5 separate regions of the Homo sapiens genome follow, and all the other regions are linked to region 2. Evidence: chromatin loops called from intact Hi-C (ENCODE). Cell type or tissue: heart left ventricle. All regions are shown on one strand. Region 1 overlaps SPTBN1 (spectrin beta, non-erythrocytic 1). Region 2 overlaps ACYP2 (acylphosphatase 2). Region 3 has its middle 33 kb from the start of SPTBN1. Region 4 overlaps SPTBN1 (spectrin beta, non-erythrocytic 1). Region 5 has its middle 19 kb from the start of EML6.

The links. A loop is a pair of places that touch in the nucleus more often than their neighbours do. Peaks named below come from ENCODE experiments on the same cell type or tissue, not always from the same donor. Only the 100,000 strongest peaks of a DNase experiment are listed, where the experiment ranks them.
Region 1: it touches region 2 in a loop (2.3-fold over the local background); 8 of 110 quality-filtered maps call a loop at or near these places.
Region 3: it touches region 2 in a loop (4-fold over the local background); 2 of 110 quality-filtered maps call a loop at or near these places.
Region 4: a loop joins it to region 2, with 2.3 times the contacts of the local background. A loop is called at or near these places in 23 of 110 quality-filtered maps.
Region 5: a loop joins it to region 2, with 2.3 times the contacts of the local background. A loop is called at or near these places in 18 of 110 quality-filtered maps.

The regions. Positions count from the first base shown.
Region 1 is chr2:54,520,929-54,524,928 of GRCh38, forward strand. The region is part of intron 1 of SPTBN1 (spectrin beta, non-erythrocytic 1); the gene reads left to right. All of the region lies in intron 3 of SPTBN1-AS1 (SPTBN1 antisense RNA 1), which reads right to left. Among named protein-coding and RNA genes, the nearest start is that of SPTBN1-AS1, 36 kb to the right of the region's middle. RefSeq lists an enhancer at 3,792-3,961. In heart left ventricle, a CTCF peak has its summit at 1,964 (motif pointing right); no DNase peak of the experiment used is centred here; H3K27ac peaks cover 861 bases.
Region 2 is chr2:54,205,172-54,209,171 of GRCh38, forward strand. The region is part of intron 3 of ACYP2 (acylphosphatase 2); the gene reads left to right. Among named protein-coding and RNA genes, the nearest start is that of TSPYL6, 49 kb to the right of the region's middle. In heart left ventricle, a CTCF peak has its summit at 1,583 (motif pointing right); no DNase peak of the experiment used is centred here; H3K27ac peaks cover 1,881 bases.
Region 3 is chr2:54,420,940-54,424,939 of GRCh38, forward strand. No RefSeq gene overlaps it. Among named protein-coding and RNA genes, the nearest start is that of SPTBN1, 33 kb to the right of the region's middle. In heart left ventricle, no CTCF peak of the experiment used is centred here; no DNase peak of the experiment used is centred here; H3K27ac peaks cover 1,291 bases.
Region 4 is chr2:54,496,633-54,500,632 of GRCh38, forward strand. The region is part of intron 1 of SPTBN1 (spectrin beta, non-erythrocytic 1); the gene reads left to right. It also overlaps the pseudogene C9orf85P1. Among named protein-coding and RNA genes, the nearest start is that of SPTBN1, 42 kb to the left of the region's middle. RefSeq lists an enhancer at 536-1,075 and a silencer at 1,536-1,720. In heart left ventricle, a CTCF peak has its summit at 1,597; no DNase peak of the experiment used is centred here; H3K27ac peaks cover 2,215 bases.
Region 5 is chr2:54,702,842-54,706,841 of GRCh38, forward strand. No RefSeq gene overlaps it. Among named protein-coding and RNA genes, the nearest start is that of EML6, 19 kb to the right of the region's middle. In heart left ventricle, a CTCF peak has its summit at 2,060 (motif pointing left); no DNase peak of the experiment used is centred here.

The sequences.
Region 1 (4,000 bases), 320 kb after region 2:
TTCTGGGTTTCCTAATGGTGGAACCACCAGGCAGAGTTCCAAGATGGCCAAGCCTTCCTCCCTTCTCTTCCTAAACTTCCCACAGCTATTTAAGAAGTACAGATGACTTCACAGCCCACGGGAGGCATGGCCAATAGCACCTTGAGAAAACCCAGCCCTTTTTAGATAACCTCCTGGGACACCTGTATGTGTGATATAAACTGTCCTCACAGCTGGCCCTAGTCCCATGTGGAAGTGGGTTAGAGGATGATGATGTTTGTAGCATGCTGGAGTTTGGAGTCTCCATGCCATGGGCACACTCTTCCATACTGTTGCCCTCACTCTGACTTCTTCACCCTCACGTCACTCCCTTGCTGCTGTTGAGTGCCTAGAAGGGACCTTTCCATGATGGCTATGGTGGGAGCGAGGGATGTTTTGCCGTGAAATTGCCTTGAAAATAAAATAGTGGGTTCTATCACTGTAAATACTCAGCTTTCTTTGGACAAAGGACATTGTCTTTGAACAGATGGAGAATATTGAAGAAAAAAGATGTCTCTACCATCAAATTCTGGACACTTGAGTGAAACAGTTGAATAAAAAGAACTCAGAGCATTGCTTTTTTTTTGAGACGAGGCTCACTCTGTTGTTTGGGCTGGAGTGCAGTGACACGATCATGGCTCACTGCGGCCTTGACCTCTTGGGCTCAAGTGATCCTCCCACCTCAGCCTCCCAAGTAGCTGGGACTACGGGCACGTGCCACCGTGCCCGGCTAATTTTTATAGAGATAGTGAAGAAGGGTTGGGAGGGTGTCTCACCATCTTGCCCAGGTTGGTCTCAAACTCCTGGGCTCAAGTGATCTGGCCACCGTGGCCTCCCAAATTGTTGAGATTACAGGTGTGAGCCACTGTGCTTGGCATATATTTATTTATTTATTTTGTACACAGACTAGTGGATAATTTGGATACTTTGACTTCCCATTCACCTTTCTGTTTTTTGTTTTTTTCTTTTGAGACAGAGTCTGGCTGTGTCACCCAGGGTGGAGTGCAGTGGCACAGTTATGGTTCACTGCAACCTCCACCTCCCTGGCTCGAGTGGTCCTCCTACCTCAGCCTCCCAAGTAGCTGGAACCACAGGCGCATGCCACCACAGCTGGCTATTTTTTTTTTTTATTTTTGTGGAGATGGGGGTGTCACTGTGTTGTCCAGTCTGGTCTTTAACGCCTGGGCTCAAGTGATCTGCCTCCCTTGGCCTCCCAAAGTGCTGGGATTACAGGCGTGAGCCACCACTCTTGGCCTAACCTTTCCGTTTTAAGGAACAATAGTAGTGTTTTTAAGGAATACCATTAAGAAAGAACATTAGGAAAAAAGGTGCTTTAGTTCTCTGAGTGACTTCTTTTAAGCTTAAGACAAGAATTATCACTTACTTACTAAGTAATCTGTGGGCTGGGCAAGGTAGGCTCGCACCTGTAATCCCAGGACTTTGTGAGGCCAAAGCAAGCAGATTACCCGAGTTCAGGAGTTTGAGACTAGCCTGGCCAACATGGTGAAACCCCATTTCTACTAAAAATACAAAAATTAGTCAGGCATGATAGTGCACACCTGTAATTCCAGCTACTCAGGAGGGTGAGGCAGGAGAATTGCTTGAACCTGGGAGGTGGAGGTTGTAGTGAGCTGAGATCATGCCACTGCACTCCAGCCTGGGTGACAGAGCGAGACTCTGTCTCAAAAAGAAAGAAAGAAAGAGAGAGAGAAAGAGAGAGAGAGAGAGAGAGGAGAGAGAGAGAGAGAGAGAGAAAGAAAGAAAGGAAAGAAAGAAAGAAAGAAAGAAATCTGTGGAAAGCAGTTGTTGGTTCAGTGATAGAAAGAGAGATTCGCAGGTGGGGGCAGGGCAGGGGCCAGGCTGGGCTTCTGCAGGAGTCAGGTGCGGTGGATGTTGCAGCGCAGGTATAGCAGCCCTGGGGGTTTCTTCTCATTGGTCAGCAGGTGGCACCAAATAGCTAAAACTTATCTGGGGAGAGGCATGCCTTGCTTGGGTTTTACCTTGGGTTGGGTTGGATTAAATTTTACTTTCTGTACTTTCAGAATTTGGGATTAATAGCACTTTCACATTTTCTCCCTAGAGATAGAATCCTCCAAGTTTGAATTTTATAAAAGTCTCTGATATTGATAATAGTCATGAAAGTTAACTATATTCAAGATCAGATGATTGCATGACATTATTAATTTTCATTTTTTGGAAGGGTTTATGACTTTGAATGTTAAATGCCACTGTAAGATCATTCAATGGAATATACTTACTCGATTAGATTTCTGAAGTTTTTGTGTTTTTATGAAATCCCATAAATAAATTGCTAACGTAGGTGTGAAAATTAATACACCCGTGAATGTACTTAATTGAGATTGAGTATGTCTCTCTGATGAGAATCCAGGATTTTACTTCCATTCAGGATTTTTCTATTAGAGCAGAGATGGGTGACAGTTTGAGTCACAGATGTTGTGGCTCAGTGGTAAAGTGGATTCAGTGCTTCTTCCTCAGGAACATGTGGGGTGTGTTGGCTGTGTTCTTGGATAGCATGTGAGAAAACAGCCATGACAAAAGAGCAGGCAGTTGTGTGCTGGTACCACCCAAGAGCCTACTGTTTATTTAAGGTGCAGTTAATTTGTTTCAGCTTATTTACTATGGAAACTTGGTTGCATGTGGCATGTGTGGTTATGTGCTGGAACTTTTAAAAAGCTGCATTTCAAGCACGATAAATGTTTCTTTTCTACATATATGGGTTTGTTTATTTTTTGTGTGGTGGCATATGTGAGGGGGAAGAATCATCTCTTGAATGATCCTTCTGTGTTGCTGAGTGGTGTCTGGTTTGGTTAGCACGCAGGCTGTGGTGAGGAGGCCTGCTGACTCTGGCCTAGGTGCACATCTTGGTGCACACTGAACAAGGCTTTCACTAAGTGAGCATCCAGCTACAAAAACCTGACAATAAATTTTTGAGTTTTAAGATGTTGATAACAGCCGGGCATGGTGGCTCACGCCTGTAATCCCAGCACTTTGGGAGGCCAAGGTGGGCAGATCACAAGGTCTAGGAGTTCGAGACCAGCCTGGCCAATATAGTGAAACCCCGTCTCTACCAAAAATACAGAAATTAGCTGGGCATGGTGGCTCGCGCCTGTAGTCCCAGCTACTCGGGAGGCTGAGGCAGAAGAATTGCTTGAACCCAGGAGGCGGAGGCTGCAGTGAGCCGAGATGGTGCCACTGCACTCCAGCCTGGGTGACAGAGCGAAACTCCATCTCAAAAAAAAAAATGTTGATAATTTATTTTTTTTCTTGGGATAGCTTCATACCACTTTAAAAGGGGTGTTGTCTTTTCACTCCTTTCTTCCTACATTTGCAGATTAACAACTTACTTAGATAGCTTCATATGCCTGACTGAGCCTGTTTCCCCCCAGTGAAATTTAAAATATGCGGGAATTTAACCACATTTAACCACACCCATAGGCATCAGGCATAGCACTAGCTCAGTTTCTCAATGTCTCGGGTCTAGTCAGTCCTTCACCAGGCCCTGTCAGTTCTCCCTCCAAAGCACATCCACCTCTAAGCACATCCACCTCTTAACCATCCCCGCTTCTCCACCCAGAGCTGCACCGCCATCATTTCTGGAGTAGCCTCCCAAGTGGCCCCTGCTTCCATTATTGCCGCCTAGAATCTGTTTTCCACACAGCCCTGGGAAGAATATTTTACAAATACACTCAAGGGTGGTGTCGGTTATTAGCTTAAAATCCTGCAGTTGCTTCCCGCCACACTTGGGCTCGCCCACCTCCCTCCCTAACCTTGTCTCCGAGTCTCTCCCGCTGCCCACTAGACTCAGCCACATTGAACTTGCCGTTCCTCCTGCATGCTATGCTGCTTCCTTTGCCTGAAACACTATTATTCTTGATCTGTGCGTGACTCATTCCTCTTGACATTGAGTTCTCAGTTTCAGGACCCACTCGAGAGGCCTTCCCTGATCACCAGATCTAAAAAT
Region 2 (4,000 bases):
GTATGTATTCTCAAGCACCTGCATAGGCATGGTGGGTAAAGTCTGTGAGGCCATGGTGGATATTGCCAGTAACCCATGGGAGCTGGTCTAAAAAATTCTGAGACAGCATCTGGGCCTAGAGAGGGAACCACCAGAAAAAGCAGTCAGCATCTGAGATGATGCCCGGAGAGAAGCAGATAGACCATCTGCAAGGAAGAGAAGGCTTGGTTTCTTAGAGGGTGACCTACTGTTTTCTGTTCTTGTCCTTGGTTTCTCACAAAACCTTTGCATATCCTCTTATGACATCAGTATACATTCTCCTCTCCCCGCCTACTCCTATTATACATCTACCCTTCACCTCTTTGAGATGGCTTGAGTTGATCTGTCTTCCCAGATGAGGCAGCAGTCACATCCTGTTGCTGTGAGGTATTTTCAGCTCTTCCACAAAGGGCCTAGATGGTAAAGACCCATCTCTTCAAAATTCTTTCTATAGTGACTTAGATTTACCTTCCCAAGTATCTCCTTTTTACCAATGTCTTCCAAATATTTTCATTCCTTTATAAATCCCTTTTCTGAAATACTCCTCCCCTCTACCCCTCTGAAGTTCAACTTTCTTCTCAGAGCCTTTAGTCTACACAGATTTACCAGAGTGTTTGCATAATTGGGTCAGGATATTCATCTGCAGCTAATTTTGCACTTTTAATGTGATACAAGCTTTGGTTTAGGGTTAATTTGTATCAATAATTATGAATAATGTACTTATCAAACATAAATTCCTTTTTTGAGTGTATATATTTCCTGGATATTTATGGCCATGTTCTCTTTAATAATTCCTATATTTATCATTCTAATTTACTTCTATTGCCTAGTCCAAGGATCATTCTGCCTAGTACTGATTCTGCCTAGTACTGATGCATTCTTTTGAGAAGGAATAAAGTTACTGCATTATTTTAATGTAAGCTTGCTTTTTGATGGGGCATGCACACTGCCTCCTCACCCTCTTATACCTGAAACTTTCCATATTTTTGTTAATTCCCCTGTCCTTGAAGACATTTGGATTTTAAGTTTGGGGCCTTGGGCTCAGTATATCGTTGTAATTTATTTGTTTGCAAATAATTTTCTTAAATATTCATAATGAATGACATTGTGCATTAGAGGCAGATACCATGAATTGTAATTTAGATCTGTTATTTACCACCATTGCTGGTCGTGCTTGGAAAACTACTTTGAATTATTCTCCTATCCACTTAAAATTTATTTTCAAGTCCTGTGATTCTAAAATGCTTTTATTCAGATTATGTTATCATATGTTCTTGTTTAATTAGGTTGCCTGTCACTTTGCTAAAGGTCTAATTAGAAACGATATCTCTATTGTGTTTGATTCAGAATGAATGTACTAAAAGGCACTTTGAAAATAAGATAATGTCCTCGATGATGATATCCTTTATTTATGCCAGGTGCCTATTAGTATTTTGTAAACTCTCCATTTCACTTTAGCTCAATCTAATCCTCTTTGTGATTTTTTTCCATAATTGTAGAGTAAATAAAATTCACCTACTGGCTCCAAAATGTAATTTAGAAATGCAAACTAAATGTTCCCCTGTAGGGGGTGCAATCTGTTTTAAACTCTCAATATGTGTAATGAAAGCTATAAACCATAGAGGGAACTTTCGTGGGTTCCATCCATATTGTTCGGGGCAGGCTTTTTGAGTGATTTGAAAACTTTGTAAATTTGATGGTAGCCAATGTTTTTCTCAAGTTATAAAATTTACATAATATTAGGATGAATGCAGTACATTTATTTTTTTGTTATGATTTGGGGCATTGTATTAGAGTTCTCTAGAGAAGCAGAACCAATTGTGTGTGTGTGTATATGTGTGCATGTACATGTATATATATGTATATATGTAGAGGGAAAGTATGTGTCTGTATATATGTTTATATAGATATCTATATATAGATATATAGGTATATATATGCCTATATCTCAAGTTATTATATGTACATATATACAACATGTATATGTGTGTGTGTGTGTGTGTGTGTGTGTGTGTGTATAAAGAGAATGTGAGGAAATGGCTCATGCAATTATGATGGTGGGCAAGTTGGAATTTGTAGGGAAGGCTGGCAGGCTAGAAATTCAAGTAAGAGTTGATATTGTAGTCTTGATTCTGAAGCCTGGAAATGGTTAGAACTTCTATGTTGTAGTCTGGAGGCAGAATTTCCTCTCTCAGAAGCCTCAGTCTTTGTTCTTTAAGTTCTTCAATTGGTTGGGTGACACCCACCCACATTATGGAGGGTAATTTGCTTTACTTAAATTCAACTGATTGTAAATGTTAATCATATCTACAAAATACTTTTACAGCAACTTCTAGACTAAAATTTGACCAAACAATTAAGCACCATAGTCTAGCCAAGTTGACACATAAAATGTAACATCACAGGCCTCTTGCATATGTTATTGTCAGTAAGCCAAATTAAAGATAATGGTAGCTAGCATTTTTACTAACTTGGATTCAATATTTAGTGCAACTCTGCAGTAATAAAGATGTGAATTATACTGTAGCACTCCAAAATTGAGTGAATAGGACATGAAACAAAAGCCATGAACCATGATTCTTATCAGTTTGGATTTTTTCCAGAACATTTTTTGAGTCGGTCTTCTGCAATGGTATTGTTCTAGTTTGTTCTTTGAAACTCAGCTTTCAAGTTCTGTGTGTGCATTCAATATTGGGCAATTTTGAACGCATACTTAGAAGAGCGGCCAAAATGTAGATTAGAGAGAGAAGGTCAAACAACTTCTCATCCTGTGCAATTTCTGCAATCCTAAGCCTGTTATAACACAGAGTGTTCCAGGACCTCCCACAGATCCATGAAATGTATTCTCTGGGTTATGGTCTGCATGTGATTTGCTGTTCCTTGATGTCAAGCTTGCTGTTCATCTGACCCTCAAGATCCAGTCAGAGTCTTCAGTCACACTCACCCTCTAATTTTTTTGTATGTGTGTCACCAAGTTTTTGTCTTCTGTAATTCAGTTCACACTAAAAAAAAAAAAACTTTTTATTTCCCCCCTATATCCCTAAAGTGGTTCTTCCTCTTTCCCTCCCCTCTTCTTCCCTCTGTCTCTCTGATTTCTCAGTTTGATCCTGATGTGAATAACATACTACCCTTAGTCTTACATTTCTAATTTTTACTTTCTGTGGGAAACTTCCATCTATGTTTTTCTTTTTTCTTTTTTAAATCCTTAGCATAGTAAATGGAGGTTTGTTGTGTGGGTGTGGGAGCCGGGGGTGCAGGGGGTGGGATGTTTCTTTTTAATTGTTAGAGCTTGATCTCTACATGACTTTCCATTAGCTTGGAATCATGTGACTCCCAGGGTTGGGCAGGAAATTAGCTTTTGTCCAGAAGAGCAGGATACAACAAAAATTATTTTCTTAGCTCCAAAGGCCTCTTTGCTGCAGAAGCCCAAATTGAAAGAGTGGCTTAGTGATTCACTTAAGTCATTAGACAGCCTGCTGATAAGAATTAGTTTAGATTTTGAAAAAAAAGGGAGACTTTTTTTTTTCAGGGCTAAGTATAGGTCTCAGTTATAGAGAAAAGTAAGAGGAAAAATTGTCATATGCATACAGTATTACATAATATTCTATGTCATAAATCAAATTTTATGGGAGTAGGCATTTGTTGCATTGTGTCCTCATACCCAATTGTGTGATTGTGTGTGTGTGTGCATATATGTTCATTGAGGCAATTTGTAATAGAAAGTTTATTGGATTTTACTTTGATTTCTCCTTTATTAAAGTATTGAGGAAATGACAAAAACAATTCTTTGCTTTTACTTTTTTTTTTTGGCAAGCTCCACTTTTAAAACTGTTTATTTTTACAGATGTATTTCATCAGTTCTTAAGAATGAAGCTAGGAATGTTTGCTGGCTTCTCAGTTAGTACCACCCAGAAACTGAAAAAAATCTGTTTTCTTAAAATATGACATTGGGGGGAAGTAGAGAAACTTTTCATTTTTGTGA
Region 3 (4,000 bases), 220 kb after region 2:
GAGGGAACTGGGACTCATCTGTCTTAGTCATTGCTGTTTCTCCAACACACAGGCACTCAGCAGATTTTTACTGAGTGCATATTTGCATATGTGAATGCATCTCTGGGGGTCTGTTTTCCTACAAAACCTGAGGGTAATTATCACAGAAAGCATGCATGGTAACTGGGAAGGATGAACATACTAATTCCAGCATGACCTTGAATTTTTAAATTGATTTGGAGAATAGTAAATGCCATTGGGATGCCAAAGAGAGCAAGAGATGTTGGTGCAGGGGAAGGGTGTTGTAAACAAAGAGAGGAATGCAAACAATAATCCCTAAATGTCCAGAAAAACTTTGGGAGACTGATGAGGAGGAATCATTTTATTTTTATTTTGCCAAGGAAGGATATTATGGAGAAATTTTATCATCTACTGTCACATCACCATCATGTCATAAAATAAAGGACATTTAACTTCCAAAAAGTAGAAAAGATATAAACTTCGTTTTTCAAAAAAATTGAATAAACTGTGCTTTAGGAAAACTCCCTATATTGACTTATTTCTCTCATTGCAGCACAGTCCTTTGGAAACATTGTCCTAACACTGTCAGGAACCACTGACTTAAGTGACTGACTCTAGTCGAGGAGCAATCACTGGCAACTTTCCTAAGTCTTTGCTTCTCAATATGTCTATGGACAATTAAAGCTCTCTGATAAATATTCACTACTAGGGTATTGTAACGTTTAGATGACCTCAGAAACCTGGCATTGAGATGTTACTTAGAATTTTCTCCCTATCTCAACCAAGTATAAGGCCAGGCCTACAAATAAAAAGGTGTTTTAAGTGAATAAATGTTTTTTTGTGTGTGTGTGTGTAAAGTGTATGTGTATGATGCCTTAAGGAAGAAACTGACACATCAACAGAGTTTTAAAATGTTTAAAAGACCAGTAGTACCAACTGAAACTAATGGCCAAGACATCTAGTATCATGGTTACGTTACATAGAACACAATGTAGAATTTCCTTTCGTTTTACTGTAAATTGCTTTAAAAATACGTATTTTTAAAAGTGTAAGATAAAAATGTAGCCGGAATTTATTCCTTCTGGTGGGTTCTTGGTCTCGCTGACTTCAAGAATGAAGCCGCAGAGTCTTGTGGTGAGTGTTACAGCTCTTAAAGATGGTGCGTCCGGAGTTTGTTGCTTCAGATGTGTCCAGAGATTCTTCCTTCCTGTGGGTTCGCTGTGTGGGTGACTTCAGGAGTGAAGCCTCAGACCTTCCCAGTGAGTGTTACAGTTCTTAAAGGTGGCGAGTCTGGAGTTGCTTGTTCCTTCCAGTGGGTTCGTGGTCTCACTGACTTCAGTAAAGAAGCCGCAGACCCTCGCGGTGAGTGTTACAGCTCATAAAAGTAGCGTAGACCCAAAGAGTGAGTAGCAGCAAGATTTACTGTGAAGAAGAAAAGAACAGGAGGTTGCTGCTGCTGGCTAGGGTGGCCAGCTTTTATTGCCTTATTTGGCCACGCCCACATCCTGCTGATTGCTGCATTTTACAGAGGGCTGATTGGTCCATTTTACAGAGTGCTGATTGGTCCATTTTACAGAGTGCTGATTGGTGCATTTTTACAGAGTGCTGATTGGTGCATTTACAATCCTTTAGCTAGACACAGAGCACTGATTGGTGCATTTTTACAGAGTGCTGATTGGTGCATTTACAATCCTTTAGCTAGACGCAGAAGTTCTTCAAGTCCCCAACAGACCCAGAAGCCCAGCTGGCTTCACCTCTCAAAAAGATACAAATGACAGAGACAATTGAAAAAAAAATGTTTAATCTACTGGGGAAACTAAGAAACAAAACCAAAGGAGGCAGATGATATCAACCATTATTCAAATTTACTGCTGAACCAATGTATTCAGGAATAACACCCACATGAAAGGAGAATATATATTGAAAATGGAAATGTGAATAATTTCCTTAGATGACTGACTTCATTTGCAAAGAGGAAAATCTGCTCCCAGAGAATATGCAAAATGCAAGCAACAGTGATGGTAAACAAAGTTTTAAAGGGAGAAGTTGATGAAGATTCTGGGCCATAGGGGCATTCACCAGACAGCATCTAAAAGAAGTAGAGGTGGCTGGGACCTGTGTCACAGCCCATTAGATGCCATTTTAAGAGATTAATAATTCAGGGCCTGGGTAGCACGGGGTGACTGCAGTCATACATATAAGCAAATAACAATGAGGACTAAGTGTTTGGTCTTTCCATTGACTTATTGGTTCCTGGATGGCAGTAAACAGGGTCTTCAGTGTCTGGCTCACTAGATAAACAAGAGTAATAAGAGGAATCATACTGGTCCCAATTTGGAACTCCAGCTCTGCAGAGGGCATCCACACCCACCTCAAGTCAAAAAGTAAGAAAACTCAATTAGCAGCTGTTCTCCCTCCGCCCCCTTCTGAGGAGGGAAGGGAGTGGAGTTTTCTCCCACACACTTTCTAAGCCATGGGGGAGTCTCCCGAGCTTCTGAACAGCAGTCAGGAAACAAGGCTGTTCAGGAAGCTGGTACTGTGAACCACAAGTCCTCTGAAGAGCTTCAGTGGAAAATAATACTAGTGGATAGATTTAAATTCCTCATACAACCAAAGTTGTTCTTTGTACTTCTAATAGATGTTATAATTTTTTACATAAATACTGTACAATGTCTGTGAGTTAAAATCAGATTCAAAACCTAATCTTTTGATGCAATAAGCAGTCAAATCTTTTCCTGGTTCTCAGGACAAGCGAAGGAAGTCAGTATGAAACTTCCCTTACCAGAGAATGTCTGCTCAACATGTTCTTCCTGGAAACACCTTGAAAATAAAATGGCTCCCAGACCCTCCAGTTTCCCTTGGTTGGGGAAGTCAGAGCCGATCATGGGCTTAAATCTTGTGTGTTATTGGGGATATATCACCTAGCTGAAGAAAATAGACCTAATGACCCTGATTTGTCTGAATTTTCATAAAGAGATTGCAAAGACTCCAGACATTTTTGCCTCAAGACTCAGCTGAACTCATATTAGTCTTGCATTTATAAGGAGAGCCTCTGCCAAGAGGTAAGGATAGCAGGAGAGAGGAGTTGGGAGACCTGGATTCAGTCATGCCTATTCCAGGAGGCAGCCGCGTGTTGACTGTGATCATGCCATGTCACTTAACTTCTCTGAACTTTAATTTTCTTAGCTGGATAATTAGAATATATATGATCTTTATAGTCTTCTATAGATCCAAAAAAGTATGATTTGATGTGTATAACTAAGTCTGGGTGGCTGGACAGAAAGTTTGAATAGGTCAATTGCCCAACAATAGACTGGTTATATCATTCAGTTGTTGAAATGACCAATATAACCAGGTTTTTTTTAAAAAAAAAAAAAAAAAAAAAAACCCTGGCTAGCTATTTTCAGCAACCTTAACTACTTACTGGCTTGACTATGAAGCAGTCCTTTTGATTGCTTAAAATTAAAAATAGTTAAAATAGCTTTTAAAAAATAAGAATAACCACCCTTTGATCAATTGAACATTTCAACAACTGATCAATTGATCTCTGTCACCTAATCTGGCCTTATTTATGAGTGTCTTGAGACACATATCCCACAGGGTTACTCTACAAACTCTCCTCCCTTAGTGTCTACAGCACAACTTTTCACTGCCTCCTGGATAGTTTTTCTTGTTCTATTTACAACTCCTCTTTCTCTGTCCATTCCCTAAATATTTGTTCCTTGGCGTTCCCTCTCAGATGTTTTCCTCTCTTGCTGTATCTGCCCTCCTCGGATGATTTCACCCTCACCTACAATGGTGTGCTGGCAAATGTTTAACAAGCAGCGCTTCCAGGGTGAAGAAAAGCCCTGACTTGCAGTGTTTGCTGATTTCTGTGGTGTAAATACTCTCACTATGGCCAATATCAGGCTCCCAGACATTATGGAGTTGGGAAGAGAGGCATATAACTGACGCTTAACAGCTGAATGAACTAGCTCTAGCACACCACTGCATCCCTGAC
Region 4 (4,000 bases), 290 kb after region 2:
TTACCCAAATAAATGATCAACTTATATGAAAACATATCCATCATCACTAGTAAGCAGACTTGCAAATGATAATAACAAGCTATCACTTTGGAGACCTGCAGTGATCTTAGAAACTTAATACTTGACGCTGATTAAGGTAGAAGGAAACAGGCCCTCTGTACAAGGTTGATGGGAGGGTCCATTTCTGTAGAGCAGTTGGTTTCCTTCTAGAAAATTTATCCTATGAAGATAATTGGACAAGGTTATAATGATATTACTGTGCTCATGGAAGTATTGAGAATAGTGAACAACTATGTGTCCTGTAATAGGGACTTGGTTAAATAAATTTTGGTACATCCATATTGTAGAACACCATACAGCTATTACATATGATGATATGCGCATATGTTTATGGAAGTCGTTGCTCAGGAAATTGTAAATGGAGATAAACAGACAGCATGGAACATGAAGATACGAAATCTGCTTCTGGCTGTTGGTCTGGGGCCCCCACCAGGAAACCAGCACACCTGGCTTCCTTCTTTTTTACCGTAAGACCAGAGAAACCCTAGAGTTGCAGTGAGGAACTGTCTTGGGTTCTCTGAAAATGAGCATCATGAAAAATGCCTGGCTTAAAAGAAGAGAAGGAATTAATACATTTTGTTACAGGTATTATATTGGCTTCATTTAACAAATGCAGGAACAATTTTATAACTGGAACATTTAGCCACTGCAAAAACCATGAATTAGTTTTTTGGTTTTTTTCAAGTTTTCCACTAAGCTCACTTGAGTACTTTCTTCCTTCTTCCTTTGAGACTCACTCTAACCACCAGGGAGTCACCTCTTTATTGATCTGCCTCTTGATGCCAGGAATTTCCTTTCTTCTACCATACTTTACCTATGTTTGGTGAAACATTTGAATTCACATGTTACTGAACAGTGACTTGGTGTGTTAACCTTCTTAGGTTTTTAAACTTTGAACAACTGCCTTTCCTCAAAGGCAAAACTAACTTTTTTGGGAATTGCAGAAATCGTAACTCCCCAGGGACAGCTCACCCTCAGTCCTCCAAGCCATAGAATTTAAAGACTGCCTTGATGCCACCAAAAACCTCAGTACCTTTTGTTACAGAAAGAACATTGTGTGGTATACTTCCTATGTTTTGAAAAATATCTGCAAATATTTTGGGAACTGAATTTTGGGAAGGGCTACCCTCTGGCTGAACTCTGCTTACAAAATCCATAAAAACAGGGTTCCAGCTCTGCACAGCAGGACAGGTGCAAGTGTGCGCCAGTAACCTCACAGCCGGAGACCATCTCTACAAACATCCTGCCAGGAGAAGAGTAGAGAATAACAAAGGAAAAAAACAAGCCCTCCAGTTGGCATTCTTGTTGAGGAAGTCCATCAAGAATCAAGTTCCTGTCAACTTGTTTCTGTATTCTTTTGCTTAAAGAATCACAGTAGAGAGTCCCAATCTGAAAAAAACTTTGTTATATTTCTTAGGTTGGGGATACATACAGCATGGAGTTGGAACTTCAGTCTGTGGAGCCAAACCCAGACTGAAAGGCAGCAAGAGAGTAGCAGCTAAGAGCATAGACTAAGTGCTTCCACTGGGTGGAGCATGACCAGTGCATTCACAAGACGGGAATGTTCGGTAGACTTGCTGCCGGCCATGTGTGTGGCTTCTGAGCACATGTGGCTGGTGTGAATTTTAAATTTTATTTAATTTAAATTAAATTTAAATAGCTACACATGGCTTGTGATGACTGTGTTAGACAGCACAGGATAGACTTAGAAGCTAGACTACTTGGGTTCAAATTCCAGCTTCACTATCGTTTACCTCTGTGACCTTGGACAACATTCCCTGAGCGCTTTATGCCACAGTTTTCTCATTTGTAAAGTGATAAAAAGATAATAGTGCCTACCTCAAAAAAGGTTATTTTGAGGATTAAATGAGTTAATATTTGTAAAGGGCTTAGACCTGGGCACATAGTAAAAGCTATATCAGTGTTTCCTAAATAACGCAACTATATATACATCCCTAAAGTGAAAAATTGAACCTAGATCCATACTATATTTTTTTTCAAGAAGCTCCCATGCATCCATTGTCAATGCATTTTTCTTAAACACCCCTTAAATATTGGGGAAAGCAGAAAAGTCATTTATTTGATAAATATGTCTGGAGCCCGTACTTTATGCCAAATGCTGTGTTGGGTGCTGGAGATACATGTGTTGGTGCATAGAGACTTGATTCATCCTAATAAAAGGGTAACGGTCCCGCAGTGTTTTCACCTAGTGGTTAAGGAACTTTATAATACGAAGGGACTTTAAAAGTAGGGTAAAGGTGTAGATGTAGACGGAGAAACCCAGGAGACTTTGCATTTGCTCCTAGTCAGCTGGCTGGGACTTCACCCTTCACCTCCTGTTGGCTCATGCTTTTCCCTTTGCACCTGTGGAGCACAGGTGTGTCCTGAGGCCCTCACCAGCCATGCAGAAGCCTTCAGGTAGGGTTAACATTTGCCCACTTCTGGAAGGGATCGATCTGTTCTCAGATGACAGTGATAATTCTTGGCCTATTTTGACTCAATAGTGGCAATATTAGTAGTTTTTTTGTATTTGTTTTAATTTTTTTCTCCTTATTTAAGGAAAAGTTGGAAACTAATGTTGCTTCCTCCATTTTTTTTGTTTGTTTAAACTTTGCTGGTTCATGAGATTGAAAAGTCTGTGCTTAGACCATACCACCCGATGCAGTTTGTGTAAGCCTTAAAAAATAAATATTTCAGCCCCAACATTCATGTAGTACTAAAAGTGAGAGGCTTTTGAACCATAACTGATTTGACAAGAAATGGACATAATGGAGGAAGGTGACTGGTTGTTTGCGTGTTGATTTGCTTTCAGCACTTGCTAAAACGTGGAGCCAAGGGGAGAGAATCCACCAGGTTGCTTTACATGTGAAAAATATTAAAATGTCAGCACAGCCCAGCCACTGACATAAGAAAAACCGTTTCACAGTTAAGTCTCTAAATAATGTCCTAAAAACACAACATTTGTAATTATCTAATTAATAAAGGATACAGGTAATAGAAGTAATATGGAAGGCATTTTCTGGTAGATAAAGCTTCAGAAACCTTCACATCTGCACATGATTATGAAGCCCCTGTTATTACTTTGCTTTCCCCCTTCCTTTAGCCCATGTTTCTCACTATGAACTAATAGTACATAATAATAAAACCCTGGATGTCAGCCAACACAGAGTTTTGGCTAACTTTTCCAGTGTTTGTTAAAGTTGAAAAAGCATTGCAGCTGTTATGCTGGGTACTTTCCAATGGAGGATGTGTTTTCCAGATGAAGGCGCAAATGGTAATTGAAATGTAATCAGTATTTTTGGCATCTTGGAATTATAATTCTTTTTACGTTTGTAATGTTAATTGTTCATTTCTTAGGATTTGTTTTGTGTTTTTCTGTGATCTGTAATCTACTAAAAGTGAGAGAATGAACAAATGTTTTAGGCGGTTTTTCATTCTTTGAAAGAAAAATGGCAAGTAGTCACGTTTGTTAGGTGATGGCTTATTTTAAATAATCACAAAATTTATGTTTGAGACATTTTATTGTAAGACTCATGTTTCAGGCAACAGAAAACAGAAAATCTAAATCTCAAATACAACAAAATTTTAGAGATGAATGGAAACTTCTAGATCACTTGGATAGGCTGAAGACTCAGTGGGCCTCAGGTGTTCCCAGGACCAGGCTGCTGGAGATGTCCCTTTCTTTGAGAGATTTGTTCTGTTTTTTTTTCATCTCGATCCACTGTGTTAAGGAGGGGTGGGGTGTGTCTGCTGATGGTTTTATTGGTATTTGAGGTTTCTAAAGTTTTTTGTTTAAGCTAGAAAGAGCTCTAGCTGATTAGTAGCTCTCAATCCTTGGCTGGATATTTTATTTTTTGTTTTGTTTTGTTTTGAGACAGGGTCTGGCTCTGTTGCCCAGGCTGGAGTGCAGTGGCGCAATCATGGCTCACTGTAACCTCTG
Region 5 (4,000 bases), 500 kb after region 2:
ATATGAAAAGCTGTTCAACATCATGGATCATCAGAGAAATGCAAATCAAAACTACAATGCGATATCATCTCACTCCAGTTAAAATGGCTTTCATCCAAAAGTCAGGTAATAACAAATGCTGGCAAGGGTGTGGAGAAAAGGGAACTCTTGTACACTGTTGGTAGGAATGTAAATTAATATAGCCAAAATGGAGAACAATTTGGAGGTTCCTCAAAACAATTTGGAGTTTCCTAAATATAGAGCTACCTTATGATCCAGCATTCCCCCTCCTAGGATAAACCCAAAAGAAAGGAAATCAGTGTATCAAAGAGAAATCTTTACTCCTATGTTTATCGTAACACTATTCAAAATAGCCAAGATTGGGAAGCAACCTAAGTGTCCATCATCAGATGAATGGATAAAGAAAATGTGGTACATAGACACAATGGAGTACTATTCAGCCGTAAAAAAGAATGAGATCCTGTCATTTGCAAGAACATGAACGGAACCGGAGGTCATTATGTTAAGTAAAATAAGCCAGGCACAGAAAGACAAACTTCACATGTTTTCACTTATTTGTGGGAGCTAAAAATTACAATAATTGAACTCATGGAGATAGAGTAGAAGGATAGTTATCAGAGGCTGGGAAGGGTAGTAGGAGGCTGTTGGGGAAGTGGGGATGGTTAATGGGCACAAAAGTTAGAAAGAATTAACAAGGTCTAGTAGTTGATAGCACAACAGGGTGACTATAGTAAAATTAATTTAATTGTACTTTTAAAAATAACTGACAGACTATATTTGGATTGATTGTAACACAAAGGATAAATGCTTGAGGTGATAAATTTTAAAAAGGCTTCAACAACAACAACAAAAAACAACGAATACAAGTAAATTGAACTTGCTCATTAAGGTCATGTAATTTGGAAAATGGTGTTTACTTTATGTTTTTTTCTAAATATTTTAAGATTAAATGCTGAATTAGAAAAATGCATTGGAATTTCAAGTATATATAACAATTTATTAGGTCGGTACGAAAGTAATTGCTGTTTTTGCCGTTTTGCCATTACTTTTAAATGGCAAAAACAGCAATTACTTTTTTGCCATTACTTTTAAAATGGCAAAAACAGCAATTACTTTTGCAACAACCTAATAAAAGAAGAAATAGATTAACATAAATGTGGCATTTTGAATAAAATTGCTTATGCAATTTTTCATTAAGGCAAAAACTAACAATTCTGAGTGGCAATTAGAGTGACTCATCAATCAAATTATTTGATTGCATCAAAATGAAAAACTCAACAATTTGGCATTTTAAGCAATGAGTCCAAAGATATTCCAATTATATTGCTTAGTCCCCAGAGTATTTTTCCCCTTGTCTGGGATTGGCCAATACTGAAAACCATGCCTCTTCCTAAAATATAATGAAAGCTATGTTTTGAAGAGGCTTCTTAGGTCATCTAGACAGGGCCCTGTGATCCTGTGATGAGAGCTACCATTTATTGAATGTCTAGTGTGTGCCAGGCACTGTGCTAAGTCCTTTACATGCTTATTCTGCTCAGCATCATCCCCATTTTACAGATAAGGAAACAAAGATACAGAGACAGATGTTAGCTTGTCAAGTCACACGTCTGGTAAATAGTGGAGACAGGATTTGCACCAGGCAGACTGACTGTGGCTCCAGTTTCCCACTGGTTTTGGAGCTGTATTAAAACAAGCACCAGGATAAATAAATATGGGGGTAACTGTGCAACCAAAGAAAGGAACCTGAAGAATTGTTGACATGTGCAGCTCAAGATATAATCTGCTGTCCCAATTTTCCTTTTTCTACTCACTCTTTTTTTTCTATTGCTACTGTTGCAAAGCAAACAAGCTATCCAAATAGTCCACCTTTTAAACTAACTGTAGACTAAAAATATCATTTATTTATACTTTAAAAAATCTTGTAGATTTAGTAAAGGAAGATTTAGTAAAAATTCAATGAAGGAAGTATTTTCTGCTTAAACAGCTTGAGTTTACCTCTTGGTACACAAGATGTGGCCCTTTATTAAAGATATGGTCTTCTGTCGCCATCTTCAGGAAGAGATATAAATATCTCCTCTCTCGTGCTGTCAATTTTTAGTACATTCATGATTCAACCAAAGTTTGTTATATACAAAGAGATAAAAGCAGAATTAAAAAACATTTCTTAGTACATTTAGTGCACTAGTGGCCAGTATTTAAAGAGAATCTAAAAAGTAGACTGCAGTATAGAGAAAAAAGAGTATTGTATGTCAAAATGGGTTTTGACATTTTTAAGGAAAATTTGGGGTCTTCATCAAACTCTAACATTATTGAAATTTTTCTTAATAAAATATACCTGTAAGCTTTGTCTTGCTTTCCAAAGGTTTATGTCCAATGAGCAGAGGATAAAGTGCATCTTATTTCCTCCTAAGCTTATTTCTGCAGTCATGGAAGTTGCCCTTGCCTGGTGTTCTATAGAACATACTTAGATCTTGGCCCCAGAGAGCCTATCTTGTTCACTGATCTATCCCCAGCTACCAGCAAGATTTGTGACCCATCGTAGGCACCAGTAAACATTTGTCAAGTCAATGCTTTCCTTCTTGTGTTTTACAATGAATCATCCTTTACTGTATAACTTTGGAGATAACCTAGATTTAACCAAAAATGTTGGCCAGGCCCACCCAGCTTATCTTATCAGTAAGTGAAATGAGCTTTCTCTAAGGCAAGCCAGCCTCAGGATTAAAAAAAAAATACCCCCTGCTATTCACAGATCCTAAAATTCTGTTATGAAAAAGTCACCTTTTTGAGTGTTACCTTTTTACAATTTCCTACATAGGAAAATTAACTTTTTTTTTTTTTTTTTTGAGACAGAGTCTCACTCTGTTGTCAGGCTGGAGTGCAGTGGCACGATCTCAGCTCACTGCAACCTCCGCCCCCCAAGTTGAAGCGATTCTTCTGCCTCAGCCTCCTAAGTAGCTGGGATTACAGGCGCCTGCACTGCACCCGGCTAATTTTTTTTGTATTTTTAGTAGATACAAAGTTTCACCTTCTTGGCCAGGCTGGTCTTGAACTCCTGACCTCGTGATCCACCCGCCTCGGCCTCCCAAAGTGCTGGGATTGCAGGTGTGAGCCACCGCGCCCGGCCAGAAAATTAACGTCTTAAGTGCTGTTAACTCTAAGTTTGGCTGGACTCAGGGGAGCCTTAATTCCTGGGTTAAGGGATACCTTATCAGGAGTAGTACTACAGCAACTGTGGAAGGTGAGTGGTTAGGGTATGGGAAGAACATATTAGAATTTCTACATATGTCATCTTTAAAATGTCTTTGTTTTACATGACATTTAGGGTATATAACTCATTTTTTTTCTTTTTTTTTTTTTTTTTTGGGACGGAGTCCCGCTCTGTCGTTCAGCCTGGAGTGCAGTGGTGCGATCTCGGCTCACAGTGACCCCCGCATCCCAGGTTCAAGAGATTCTCCTGCCTCAACTTCCTGAGTAGCTGGGACCACAGTTGCACACCACCACACCTAGCTAATTTTTTTGTATTTTTAGTTGAGACAGGGTTTCACCGTGTTAGCCAGGATGGTCTCGATCTCTGGACCTTGTGATCCACCCACCTTGGCCTCCCAAAGTGCTGGGATTATAGGTGTGAGCCACCATGCCCAGCCATGGTATATAACTTATTAATACAGTAGTACATGTATATAATTTATTCTTATATATTTACACACACATCAGAGTGCTCACTAAAAATGTCTTATTAATAAGTTTGAAGATCACTGTTTAAAAAACGTGACTTTGGAGTCAGACCTACACTTGAAGTACAGCTCTTTCACCTATAGATGTGGGAAACTGGATAAATTCTTTAACCTCTTTAAATCTTTATTTTCTCTTTCATAAAATGGGAATAGTAATATTACTTTTGCAAGGTTGTGGTGAAAATTGAAGGAGTGGTCTGTAACGTATTCAGCCCTGGGCCTACAAAATATTAACAGTTCAGTAAATACAGCTGGCTTCATGGGGT